3 separate regions of the Homo sapiens genome follow, and regions 1 and 2 are each linked to region 3. Evidence: chromatin contacts called from ENCODE Hi-C or POLR2A ChIA-PET data. All regions are on one chromosome and are shown on one strand. The core of a region is the stretch at or near the end of the contact, and the rest is flanking DNA. Distances in the headings are between cores, read along the strand shown.

Region 1 (4,350 bases), core at 1,562-4,061, 170 kb before region 3:
TCCCCGTCACTTCTCTTTCCTTATCTCTTACTACTTGCCCCTCACCCACACTGGTTCAGGCACCAGGCTTCTACGCTGTTTTTTGTTTTGTTTTGTTTTTTTGAGATGGAGTCTTGCTCTGTTGTTCAGGCTGGAGTGCAGTGGTGCAATCTCAGCTCACTGCAACCTCTGCTTCCTGGGTTCAAGCGATTCTTCTGCCTCAGCCTCCCGAGCAACTGGGACTGCAGGTGCATGCCACCATGCCGGGCTAATTTTTGTATTTTTAGTAGAGGCAGGGTTTCACCATGTTGCCAAGGCTGGTCTTGAACTGCTGACCTCAAGTGATCCGCCCACGCCGGCCTCCCAAAGTGCTGGGATTACAGGTGTGAGCCACTGCACCTGGCCTCTACACTGTTCTTTGAACATATTAGTCATGTCCCCACTTCTCAGGGCCTTCTTATTGCCTGTTCCCTCGACCTAGAACATTCTTCCCCAGGTGCCCATGTAGCCCCTTCTCTCCTTCCTTCAGGCCTTACCCAGATGACACTTTCTCAGGCAGCCCTCCCCTTGACTAATTTAAAATTACAATCCACCTCCACACACTACTCCCCACCCCACAAGCCAGGGGTCTGCAAAAGTTTTTTGGTAAAGGGCGAGATATTAAATATTTTAAGATTTGCAGGCCACGTAGCCTCCGTCACAGCTACTGGACTCTGTCATCAAACAAAAGCACCTACAGACATTACAGGACCCAATGAGTGTGGGTGTATTCCAGTAAAACTTTATGGAGGCCAGGCGCAGTGGCTCATGCCTGTAATCCTAGCACTTTGGTAGGTCGAGGCAGGAGGATTGCTTGAGGCCAAGAGTTCAAGACCAACATGGCCAACATAGTGAGACCTCATCTCCAAAAAACAAACAAACTTACAGACACTGAAATTGGAAATTCATATAATTTTCTTTTCTTTTCTTTTCTTTTTTTTTTGAGATGGAGTTTCTTTCTTGTTGCCCAGGCTGGAGTGCAATGGCGCGATCTCAGCTCACTGCAACCTCTGCCTCCCGGGTTCAAGCGATTCTCCTGCCTCAGCCTCCCGAGTAGCTGGGATTACAGGTGCCCACCATCACATCAGGCTAATTTTTGCATTTTTAGTAGAGATGGGGTTTCACCATGTTGGCCAAGCTGGTTTCAAACTCCTGACCTCAGGTGATCCGCCCGCCTCAGCCTCCCAAAGTGCTGGGATTACAGGCATGAGCCACCACGCCCAGCCAAAATTCATATAATTTTCATACACCAGAAAATATTATTTTTCTTTTGTTTTTGTTTTCCAACCATTAAAAAACATAAAAATCAACCGGGCATGGTTGCTTATGCCTGTAATCCCAGTGCTCTGGGAAGCTGAGGCAGAAGGATCACTTAAGTCCAGAAGTTTGAGACCAGCTGGGGCAATACAGCAAGACCCCATCTCTTAGAAAAATACTAAAATTAGCAGGGTGTGGTGGTGCACGCGTGTAGTCCCAGCTACTTGGGAGGCTGAGGTGGGAGGATTATCTGAGCCCGGGATGTTGAAGCTGTGGTGAGCCATGATCGCACCACTGTACTCCAGCCTGAGTGACAGAGGTGAGAACCTGTCTCAAAAAAAAGTTTTTTTAAGTTAAAACTAGGCCAAGCATGGTGGCTCATGCCTATAATCCCAGCACTTTGGGAGGCCAAGACAGGCAGATCACCTGAGTTCAGGAGTTTGAGACCAGCCTGGCCAACATGGTGAAACCCCGTCTCTACTCAAAATACAAAAATTAGCTGGGCATGGAGGTGTTTGCCTGTAATCCCAGCTACTCGGGAGGCTGAGGCAGGAGAATCACTTGAAATCAGGAGGCAGAGGTTGCAGTGAGAAGTGATCACACCACTGCACTCCAGCCTGGGTGACAGGGAGAGACTTCGTCTTTAAAAAAAAAAAAAAAGTAAAAACCATTCTTAGGTTGTAGGCTGTATAAAAACAAATGACAGGCTGGATTTGGCCACCCGACTGTAGTTTGCTGACCCCTGCCCTAAGCTTACCCTGGCTAATATTTGTTTCATAGCATTCATCACCTTCTAACAGACTGTAATATTTACTTGTTTATTATGTTTATTTTCTAGCATCTCCCCTGGAGCTATCAGCCCCAGCTTCCTAACAGCTCCAGGAAGGCAGGGATGTTGGCTGTCTGGCACATAGCAGGTGTGCAGTAAGGATTTATTAAATGATCAAATACATGGATGAATCCTAATGACTGTTGGGATCATGAACCCATTCTTGCTGCCCGGCTAAGTGCTGGACCCTAGAATTTGAGATTGAGAGGAGGAGGAGAGCACAGAATCATTTTCTTTCTCTCTCTCTCTTTCTTTCTCTCTCTCTCTTTTCTTTCTTTCTTTCTCTTTCTTTCTTTCTCCTTCCTTCCTTCCTCTCTCTCTCCTTCCTTCCTTCTTTCGTTTCTCTCTCTCTCTCCTTCCTTCCTTCCCTCCTTCTTTCCTTCTTTTTTTCTTTCCTTTTTCTTTTCTATTTTTCCGAGTCTTACTCTGTCGCCCAGGCTGGAGTGCAATGGTGCAATCTTGGCTCACTGCAATCTCCGCCTCCCAGCAGAACCATTTCCTTTCATCCCAAACTTTGAGCTCCATGATTTCATCCTGACTGCATATGATGTCACATGTCAGGGGACCTGTGAGCCACCGGAGGTGAGCAGCATGCCCAGGGCACAGCTCACCTCCCGAGAGATGCCACCCTGCTTCAAATTACAGCAGGAAGGAAGAGTGACTCACCCTCTCAGATGTGGAGGCTTCCTGTGACGGACCCAGGACAGCCCACCCCACACTTCACCTCATAATCACAGCCACAGCCAGTTCACTGGAGGCTTCCTGTGAACCGTGTATGATTGCATGGATTCCTCACCACTTCACATGGTCCCATTTTGTATTACAGAAGAGGAAACTGAGGTTCAGAGGAGTGAGCTCACTTACCTGACATCACACTGTCAGTAAGAAGAATAGCTAAGCCAGGTGCGGTGGCTCATGCCTGTAATCCCAGCACTTTGGGAGGCCAAGGCGGGTGGATCGCCTGAGGTCAGGAGTTCGAGACCAGCCTGGCCAACATGGTGAAACTCTGTCTCTACTAAAAATACAAAAATTAGCCAGGCATAGTGATGGACGCCTGTGTTCCCAGCTACTCAGGAAGCTGAGACAAGAGAATCTCTTGAACCTGGGATGTGGAAGTTGCAGTAAGCTGAGATTGCACCATTGCACTCCAGCCTGGGCAACAGAGCAAGACTCTGTGTCAAAAAACAAACAAACAAACAAACAAAAAACCTGAGATTCATTCCTTTCTGCACACTTGGCCTTAACCACCAGGCCCCACTGTCTCCGATTCATCCCTCTGCCATCTCATCCTGGATTTCAGGCCTCAGGTCCTGTGTCATCTCCCAGCATGGTTTTGTTTTTGTCTTTTTTTCTTTTCTTTTTTTTTTTTTTAAGATGAAGTTTTGCTCTTGTTGCCCAGGCTGGAGTGCAATGGCGCAATGTTGGCTCACTGCAATCTCCGCCTCCGGGGTTCAAGCAATTCTCCTGCCTCAGCCTCCTGAGTAGCTGGGATTACAGGCATGCACCACCACGCCCAGCTAATTTTGCATTTTTAGTCAAGACGGAGTTTCTCCATGTTGGTCAGGCTGGTCTCGAAGTCCCGACCTCAGGTGATCCACCTGTCTTGGCCTCTCAAAGTGCTAGGATTACAGGCGTTAGCCACCCTTCCTGGCCATGTATTTTGTTTTTTAAGACAGGGTCTCATTCTGTTGCCTAGGCTGCAGTGCAGTGTCATGATCATAGCTCACTGCAGCCTCGAACTCCTGGACTCAAGTGATCTTCCCACTTCAACCTCCCTAGTAGCTGAGACTACAGTTTCACACCACCTCACCCACCTGATTTTTAAAAATTTTTTGTAGACACAGTCTCGCCTTGCTGACCAGGCTGGTCTCAAACTCCTGGGCTGAAGCGATCCACCTGCCTTGGACTCCCAGCGTGCTGGGATTATAGGCGTGAGCCACTGCACGTGGCCTCCAAGCATCACTGTATCATCAGGTGGACATAACAGTTCCATAAAATCCGGAATTGAGGCCAGGGACAGACTAAACCCTCAAACAAACATGAGCTCTTATAAATATTGGCCCAACTATTTATTTATTTTTATTTTATTATTATTTTTTTTTTTTTGACAGAGTCTTGCTCTGTCGCCTAGGCTGGAGCACAGTGGTGTGATCTTGGCTCACTGCAACCTCTGCTACTTGGGTTCAAGTGATTCTCCTGCCTCAGCCTTCCAAGTAGCTGGGAATACAGGCACATGACACCATGCC
Region 2 (4,011 bases), core at 1,110-3,609, 210 kb after region 3:
TTACAGGCATGAGCCACCATACCCGGCCTAATTTTTTATTTTAATTCTCTGTAGAGGCAGGGTCTCACTATGATGCCCAGGCTGGTCTCCAATTCGTGGCCCCAAGCCATCCTCCCACTTCTACCTCCAAAAATGTTGGAATTATGGACATGAGCCACCAGGCCCAACCACGTTATGGTTTTGATTTGCCCTAATTAGTAATGACATTGAACACCTTTTCATGTGCTTATTGACCATTTGTAGTGGTTATGGTTTTGATTTGCCCTAATTAGTAATGACATCGAACACCTTTTCATGTGCTTATTGACCATTTGTAGATCTTCTTTGGAGAAGTGTCTATTTGAATCCTTTGCCCATTTTTAACTGGTGTGTCTTTTTACTGTTGAATTTAAGAGTCCTTTATACATTTTGGACAGTAGACCCTTATCAGATATACAATTTGTAAATATTCTGCGGGTTGTCCTTTTACTTTAATAGTGTCCTTTGAAGCAAAAAGTTTCCAGTTTTGAAACAGTCTGATTTATCTATTTTTCTTCGGTTGTGTTTCTGCTGTCATATCTAATAACCATTGCCTAACCCAAGGTCATGAGATTTACACTTGTGTTTTCTTCTAAGAGTTTTACAGTTTTAGCTCTTACATTTAGGTATCTGATCCGTTTGGAGTTAATTTTTGTATATGGTGTGAGGTAAAGGTTCAACTTCATTCTTTGCAGATGGGTATCTATTAATAGTTGTTCCTGCACTATTTGTTGAAAACACTATTCTTTCCCCCATTGAATGGTCCTGCACCCTTGTTGAAAATCAATTGACAATAGATGTATGGGACCTGGGAGCTTTTTAAAAATACCTGAATTTCACCACAGGCAAAATGAGACAGATTCCCTCAAGGTGGGCCCTGGGCAATGACATTTGACAAAGTCCACCTAGTGAGTCTAACATGAAGTGAGGGCTGAGAGCGAACAATCTAATCCAACCCCCTTGTTCCATAAATGAAAGATCTGAGGTCTCAGTAGAACCAGAGGGGCTGGGTGCAGGGGCTCACGCCTGTAATCCCAGCACTTTGGGGGGGCTGAGGCAGGTGGATCATTTGAGGTCAGGAGTTCAAGACCAGCCGTCTTGAACTATTAGTAGAGACCAGCCGTCTCTACTAATAATACAGAAAAATTAGCCAGACGTGGTGGCACACGCCTGTAATCCCAGATACTCAGGAGGCTGAGGCAAGAGAATCGCTTGAGCCCAGGAGGCGGAGGCTGCAGTGAGCCGAGATTGTGCCACTGTACTCCAGCCTGGGCAACAGAGTGAGACTCTGTCTCAAAAAAAAAAAAAAAAGAGACTCTGCCACCAGATTTGTTAGACTGGAATGGATGCTTGGAGCTAAAAGAAACCCCAGGGTAAAGGGGGATAGGCGGCCCGGGGTAGGAGCTGCTCCCATCTGAGCCTGCCTCTGTTCTCAAACAGACTTCCGGAGCCATCCCACACATGGGAAACCAACCAACCAACCAACCAACCAACCCAAACCACTCAGATTATACGTCAAAGAACTGGGTTCTCCCCAAGGGGAAGAGCCTGCACTCCCCACACAGAGTCCAGGAAGAGATAGGTCTCAACCCAAGGCAGGTGGGGCCCACAGAGCGGGAGGCAGTGCTCAGCCCTCCAGGCAGAGCTTCTCACCAGGAGGAGGAGATGGTGAGGCCTACCTTGAAATAACTACCTTTAACAGAGGAAACTTACACTCCCAAAAGGCAGTTTTAAAATTAGGGCAGCAGCAGAGGCTGGGGCCTCCTCTGGCCCCATCTAGCATTTTGCTATGAAATGATCAGGCACACGGGGCCCTTCACCTGGAGAACAGGGAGGGTGAGCTACAAACACCCCATTTACTTTCAATGCTTACAGCTAAGCTCAGGTTTCAGGGTGGGGGTGGGGGACTACAGATCATCTGGTTTAAACTTTGATCTTTCAAAAAGATAGCCAAGTAAGCCAATTCTGGCCTTGAGACAGTGTGGCCTGGAATCTTAGCGAGTGCCTAAGGGGCCCAGTCTTTAGAATTAACGTTTTAGTCTGGACAAATCCGCCCAGGGATTTGTTCATCCAGACAAGAGGCCTTTGGCATTTGGGGAGAAAAGGTCAGACAGGGCACTGATGGGATTGTTATTTAGGCAAGTGCTACACACCCGTCCTGAGCTAGTGGGACCCCGGGAATTCCCCAGTAGATCTTGCCAGGTGCAGGAACTGCCACAGGAAAGGGGTGTCTGGAAGCAGGGCAAACACTCCTGTTTCTCCCTCTGTTCAATCTCTCCAGCAGATGGCTTGTTTTTTTGCTAGTATTCAAATGATCCGTAAACTGGGCCCTGCTGGTGGAAGGGTGAATATGCGAGGCCCTGGAGTAATCTTTAATCGTGGTAAGGGTTTTGTCTTTGACAACTGAAACTCCTGCTTGGTGATCCTTTTCCTTTTTCCTGTTTTGAGAGGCTCTGATTCAACAGTCCACCCGGCCAAGTCAGGGCCATCCTATTCCAGTGAAAGCAGAGAGGGGTGTCTCAGGGTGGGCATCCCAGCTAGGGTGGAGCTGGCTTGGTCTGGAAATCTGTGATCTTGACCATGTACAGCCCCCACAGACTTGGGCTTGTTTCATGCATACTCGGTCCCTGCGGGCTTCCTACTCTCTGAACCCAGGGTACGAAGATCCCTTTCAGAAGCAGAGTGAGTTTGGAGCACTGAGAGGATTAGGGGCCTTTATCCGCATAATTGAGTCCCCTCGATCCAGAGGTTGGGTGCTCACCAGCCTGCCTGCCCTTTGCTGAGGCCACAGGGCTCCTCTCCAGGCCTGCACCTCACAGAGGCTCCGTGAGCACTGGATGAGGGGGTGAATGAATCCCTGAGTCCATCTGGGAGGTGACTCCAACCAGAAATTTCAGGCTTGGAGTTTGAAGTTTGCCAGCAGGCAACTAATTCGTGGTGTTAAGAGTTACCTAAACTTGCCCTTAGCCTCCTGTGAGTGGGTGTTGGCTCCCAAGCACTAGGATGGTGTAGGGTACACAATTTGGGTGGGTTGGCCAAGCACGGTGGCTCACACCTGTAATCCTAGCACTTTGGGAGGCCAAGGTGGGTGGATCACGAGGTCAGGAGTTCGAGACCATCCCGGTCAACATGGTGAAACCCTATCTCTACTAAAAATACAAAAATTAGCTGGGCTTGGTGGCATGTGCCTGTAATCACAGCTACTTGGGAGTCTGAGGCAGGAGAATCGCTTGAACCCAGGAGGCAGAGGTTGCAGTGAGCTGAGATCACGCCACTGCCTTCCACCCTGGCTAAAGAGCGAGATTCCGTCTCAAACAAACAAACAAACAAACAAAAAGCCATTTGGGTGGGTTAAGAAATCACTCTGGATTTGGGGGTCTCTTTTTTTTTCCCTTGACAATATTCAGTCCATCTCAGATTCCTTGGATGCATGAGACAGACAACATTAGCAGTGTCTTGGGAGGATTTAAAAAAAGAAAAACCTGACCATGACCACAGAGAGAGAAAGAAGAGAAAAGAAAAGAAGAGATCAAAATAGGATTCTATAGCCAAAGAGTAATTATAGGATCGGGAGGAACCAGTAGAGACTGAAACCTCTGACTCATAATTGCTCCATTAAAAATGGTGAAACATCTGCCCTGGCCGAGGAACAGGGCTACACTCTCACCCTGGCTCGCCCCACCTACAAGCCTTCCTGGGGCTGGCATGAAGGGGTGGCTGTCTCCAGGAGCGGTGTGGGTATGACGTCAAAGGACAAAGGGGCCCCTGCTGCTCTCAGGGGCAGATCTGACTCCTGGCCCCAAAACAAGGGAGGAGTGGTTTGTCCTGCAGGGGGTGGGGGACCAGGGTGGGGCAGCACTGGGAAGGTGTGGGTTCAGTTTTCTAGGAAAGGCCTAGGTGGTCCTGAGTGCTCTCACTACACCATGGGAAGAGGACCGAGGAGGACTCTGGGTACCATGTCAACCTGCCCCATGAAAGCCACTAAGGGGCTGA
Region 3 (3,946 bases), core at 1,427-3,926:
TCAAGACCACGGTGAAACCCCGTCTCTACTAAAAATACAAAAAAAATTAGCCAGGCGAAGTGGCAGGTGCCTGTAGTCCCAGCTACTCGGGAGGCTGAGGCAGGAGAATGGCATGAACCTGGGAGGCGGAGCTTGCAGTGAGCCGAGATTGCACCACTGCACTCCAGCCTGGGTGACAGAGCGAGACTCCATCTCAAAAAAAAAAAAAGAAATAAAATGAAAAACACTATACAGAAGGAGCAGGATTGAAAAAAAAGTAACAAAAACTATACCCAATAAAAGGCAAAAAGGAGGGAGGAAAAAGAAAACATAGGTAAGTAGAATATATATAATAGACATGGGATAAATTTACACAATCATATCAATATCAAATTAAATGTAAATGGTCTAAACACTAATTAAAAGGCAGAGACTGTCTGGGCACAGTGGTTCATCCCTGTAACCCAGCACTTTGGGAGGCCAAGGTGGGAAGAATGCTTGAGCTCAAGAGTTTGAGACCACAGCTGCACACAGTGGCTCACACCTGTAATCCCAGCACTCTGAGAGGCCACAGCGGGTGGATCACCTGAGGTCAGGAGTTTGAGACCAGCCTGGCCAACATGGTGAAACTGCTGTTGCTACTAAAAATACAAAAATTAGCCAGGTGTGGGGGCACGTGCCTGTAATCCCAAATTTGGGAGGCTGAGGCAGTAGAACTGCTTAAACCCAGGAGTCAGAGGTTTCAGCGAGCAGAGATAGTGCCACTATACTCCAGCCTGGGTGACAGAACAAGACTCTGTCTCAAAAAAAAAAAAAGAGTTTGAGAACATAGGGGGACAAAAAAATTTAAAAATTTGCCAGGCATGGTGGCATGTGCCTGTGGTCCCAGCTACTCAGGAGGCTGAGGTGCAAGGATCACTTGAGCCAGGAGGTTGTGGCTATAGTAAGCCATGATCATGCCACTGCACTCCAGCCTGGGCGACAGAGTGAGACTTCGTTTCAAAAAAAAAAGTCAGAACAGAGACCAATTGAATAGAAAGTAAAAAAAAATTAATGAAACCAAAATTAATTAATGAAATTTAATGAAAATTAACGAGACTATAAAGCTGGTTGAGATCAATATTCAGTGCCTCCTGGATCAGGCCCTGCTTGCATCACTGGGCATACAGCAGTAAACACAACAGACAAAAAACCCAGTACAATCCCTCATCTGGGCCTTTGCAACTGCAGTTCCTTCTCCTTGAAATGCTCTTATCTTGTTTATCTATTGCCTCATTTTCCTGCTTTATTTTTCTCCAAAGTACTTAACTACCTCTGACTTTATTTCCTTTTCTTACTTTCTATGTTTCTTTCTTTCTGCGTGTCTTTCTTTGTTTCTTCCTGTCTTTCCATTTCTTTCCTTCCTTGTGGTCTTATCAATCTGTTTATTTAGCTCCACTAAAATGTATGCTCCACAAGGGCTTAAGTTTTTGTTTGTTTTCTTCACTGCCTTTATCACTAGCACCTAAACGGAGCCTGGAACGTGGTAATGTGTAAAGAATATTTGTTTAACAGATGAATCCTTGGTCTCATGGAGCTAACATTCTTTTTTTTAATTTTCCTATTTTTTTACTTTAATTAGGAATTCAACATAGAAGAGCTTACATTCTCTCTCTTTGAATTTAAGATTTGAAGAACACTGCTCAGAAGACAGGATCTTAGAGTCAGGGACCAAGTATTAATTTCGGAAATCAAACTCTAGGGCTCAAATCGGGAACTAAGAATCAAAGATCATATTTGGAGGTTAGAAGTCAGGAGAAGCCACAGTTCTAACAGAAGTCTCAGGACTGGAGTCAGGTTTGGGTATCAGTGGATACAATGTGGATTCCAGGAGCTGAGAATCATAGTTCAAGAAAAGAAGGTAAGAAATGATTGGGTTAGGATCATAGCTAGATAGAAGATTGGTTTTGTTAAAAGTTAGGACTCGGGGGTTAGAGGTCAGGAAGTTCAGCATCGGAAGTCAGATTTAGGAGTATGAGGTTAGGAAGCCTCAGGGATCAGAGATTAATGAGGAATGTGACGCCGGGTCCTAGGGCTCCGTTTGGCAGCCTAAGGTTCACTCACGTGTCCCCATCCTCAGTGACGTAGCCGAAGACGAGGGGAGCCCACGACAGCCCCGGGCCCAACTCCGCGCCCAACCCAGGTCCTCCGGGGGCCGCTGCGTCCGGACCCAGGGAGCCCAGGCCGCTGTCGCACCATTCATCTGCGTCGGCAGCTTTTCCCAAGCACGCGACCCCAGCCATGGCCCCCGCCGCCTCAGGGGCCCCCCGCAGTCGCCCGCCTGTAGCTGGGCTTTGCCGGGAGTTCTGGAGCTTCCGCCCTGCGGGAAATTCCCCACCACGCCCCCTGATTCACCCAATGATAATATGCTGAATCGCTCACACCCCGCCCTCGTACTGCATCCTGACCAATCAGAGTATTCGGGAGGACTACAACTCTCTAGCCGTTCCCACATTTTCCGGGCGCCCTTTACCAACATGGCTGCTGACGCCACGCCTTCTGGGACTCGTAGTCCGGTCCTCGCGCGCTTTCTTACCTAACTGGGGCGCTCTGGGTGTTGTACGAAAGCGCGTCTGCGGCCGCAATGTCTGCTGAGAGTTGTAGTTCTGTGCCCTATCACGGCCACTCCCATTTCTGGTGCCGTCACGGGACAGAGCAGTCGGTGACAGGACAGAGCAGTCGGTGACGGGACACAGTGGTTGGTGACGGGACAGAGCGGTCGGTGACAGCCTCAAGGGCTTCAGCACCGCGCCCATGGCAGAGCCAGACCGTGAGTCGGGGATCCGGGTAGGAGGGTCGGGCCGCGCCGGGGCCTGGCTGAATGCTGCAGGCCCCGGGGCCCAAGGGTGGCCGCGGTGGGGCGGGAAGTAGGGAGCGCTTCGGGGAGTGGGATTCTGAGGGCTGTTGCTTAGCGATCTGTATCGCTAGGCTGGTGGGTTTCTGGGTCGCAGTGTGTTCAGGGTTCGTTTACCACATCCACTTGCCAAGTTGCCAATGATCGCGTGTTTCTCGCACCTTGGTTGCTAAGGTCCCTCGCTGCAAAGAACATAAGTTGCCCCGGTCCCGCTTGCTATGGGTACCTGATTGTTAGAGGCAACCAGAGGATGCTGAGGGACCCCTGCTGACCCCTCCTATGGCTTCCCCTTGTTCCGCGCCTCTCCTAAACCTACCGCCTCCACTGCACCACTGCACCTCCCTCCTAAACCTGCCTCCCAGCCAAAGCGTCTCTTCCCTTCTCTTTTCCTTTCTAAACTTCCCTCTGCCTTGTAAATCTAACCCTCCCCGCACACACACTCACACACTGTCGTGTCCTTCCTAACTCCTCCTGAGTGTTCCTTCATGCCCTGAATCCCCTAGGTAGGAGGAGGAGGATCGCTTGAGCCCAGGAATTTGAGGCTGCAGTGAGCTATGATCGCACTATTGCACTCCAACCTGGGTGACATGAGCGAGACCCTTTCTCTAAAAAGTAAAAAAGAAAGAAAGTAAGTCAGGGCCAGAAACAATGGCTCATGCTTGTAATCCCAGTACTTTGGGAGGCCAAGGTGGTTGGATCGCTTGAGCCCAGGAGTTCAAGACCAGCCTGGGCAAAAGCCCCTACTTTCTCCCTGTCCCCCTAAATCTTCCTCTCCAGCCTCTCTGCCCCTCACTAATCACCTCTCCCGGCATCACTTTGCATGTAGATAAGATCTTTTCTCCGTCCCCTCCCTCCCTCTGCTCCATTTTTACCACCATCCCATCCCAGTGTAACTAGGTTGGTGGGTGTTCTTGCCCCCTCACTGACCATTTGAACCCCTTTATTCCCCCCTTAATCGTTCTCCCCACTGTAACCACCTCTGCTCCCCTCCCCCAGCCTCTCACCCTCTGGAGACCCAGGCAGGGAAGGTGCAGGAGGCTCAGGTGAGATGGGGGAAAGGGTGGAGGGGAGGAG

What was found. Hi-C counts contacts between places; a loop is a spot of excess contacts on that map. ChIA-PET counts read pairs that join two places held with the same protein, here RNA polymerase II (POLR2A). Pooled maps may share reads with other maps.
Region 1: a loop to region 3 is called in a pooled map, with 8 times the contacts of the local background. The contact joins the enhancer-like site here to the promoter of SIRT2 in region 3. A Hi-C loop is called at or near these places in 5 of 50 pooled maps. POLR2A ChIA-PET finds 5 or more read pairs at or near these places in 3 of 52 experiments (HEK293, PC-3 and PC-9).
Region 2: a pooled map shows a loop between it and region 3 (5-fold over the local background). The contact joins the enhancer-like site here to the promoter of SIRT2 in region 3. A Hi-C loop is called at or near these places in 7 of 50 pooled maps. POLR2A ChIA-PET finds 5 or more read pairs at or near these places in 4 of 52 experiments (Caco-2, PC-9, WTC11 and 1 more).

Annotation. Positions count from the first base shown.
Region 1 is chr19:39,072,217-39,076,566 of GRCh38, reverse strand. No RefSeq gene overlaps it. Among named protein-coding and RNA genes, the nearest start is that of ACP7, 10 kb to the left of the region's middle. RefSeq lists an enhancer at 1,921-3,120. Within about 2 kb of position 2,811, at least 9 of the 41 ENCODE cell types and tissues checked have a DNase peak (open chromatin) inside an H3K27ac peak, as active enhancers do; they include PC-3 and PC-9, where a contact is called at or near this core.
Region 2 is chr19:38,684,284-38,688,294 of GRCh38, reverse strand. All of the region lies in intron 1 of ACTN4 (actinin alpha 4), which reads right to left. Among named protein-coding and RNA genes, the nearest start is that of ACTN4, 39 kb to the right of the region's middle. RefSeq lists enhancers at 2,260-2,319, 3,490-3,629. Within about 2 kb of position 2,359, at least 36 of the 41 ENCODE cell types and tissues checked have a DNase peak (open chromatin) inside an H3K27ac peak, as active enhancers do; they include PC-9, where a contact is called at or near this core.
Region 3 is chr19:38,898,348-38,902,293 of GRCh38, reverse strand. SIRT2 (sirtuin 2) reads left to right here and starts at 2,676. Exons shown (of 16, transcript NM_012237.4): 1 at 2,676-2,788; 2 at 3,869-3,915. The coding sequence starts at 2,773. It overlaps NFKBIB (NFKB inhibitor beta), which reads right to left and starts at 2,325. Exons shown (of 6, transcript NM_002503.5): 1 at 2,083-2,325. The coding sequence starts at 2,261.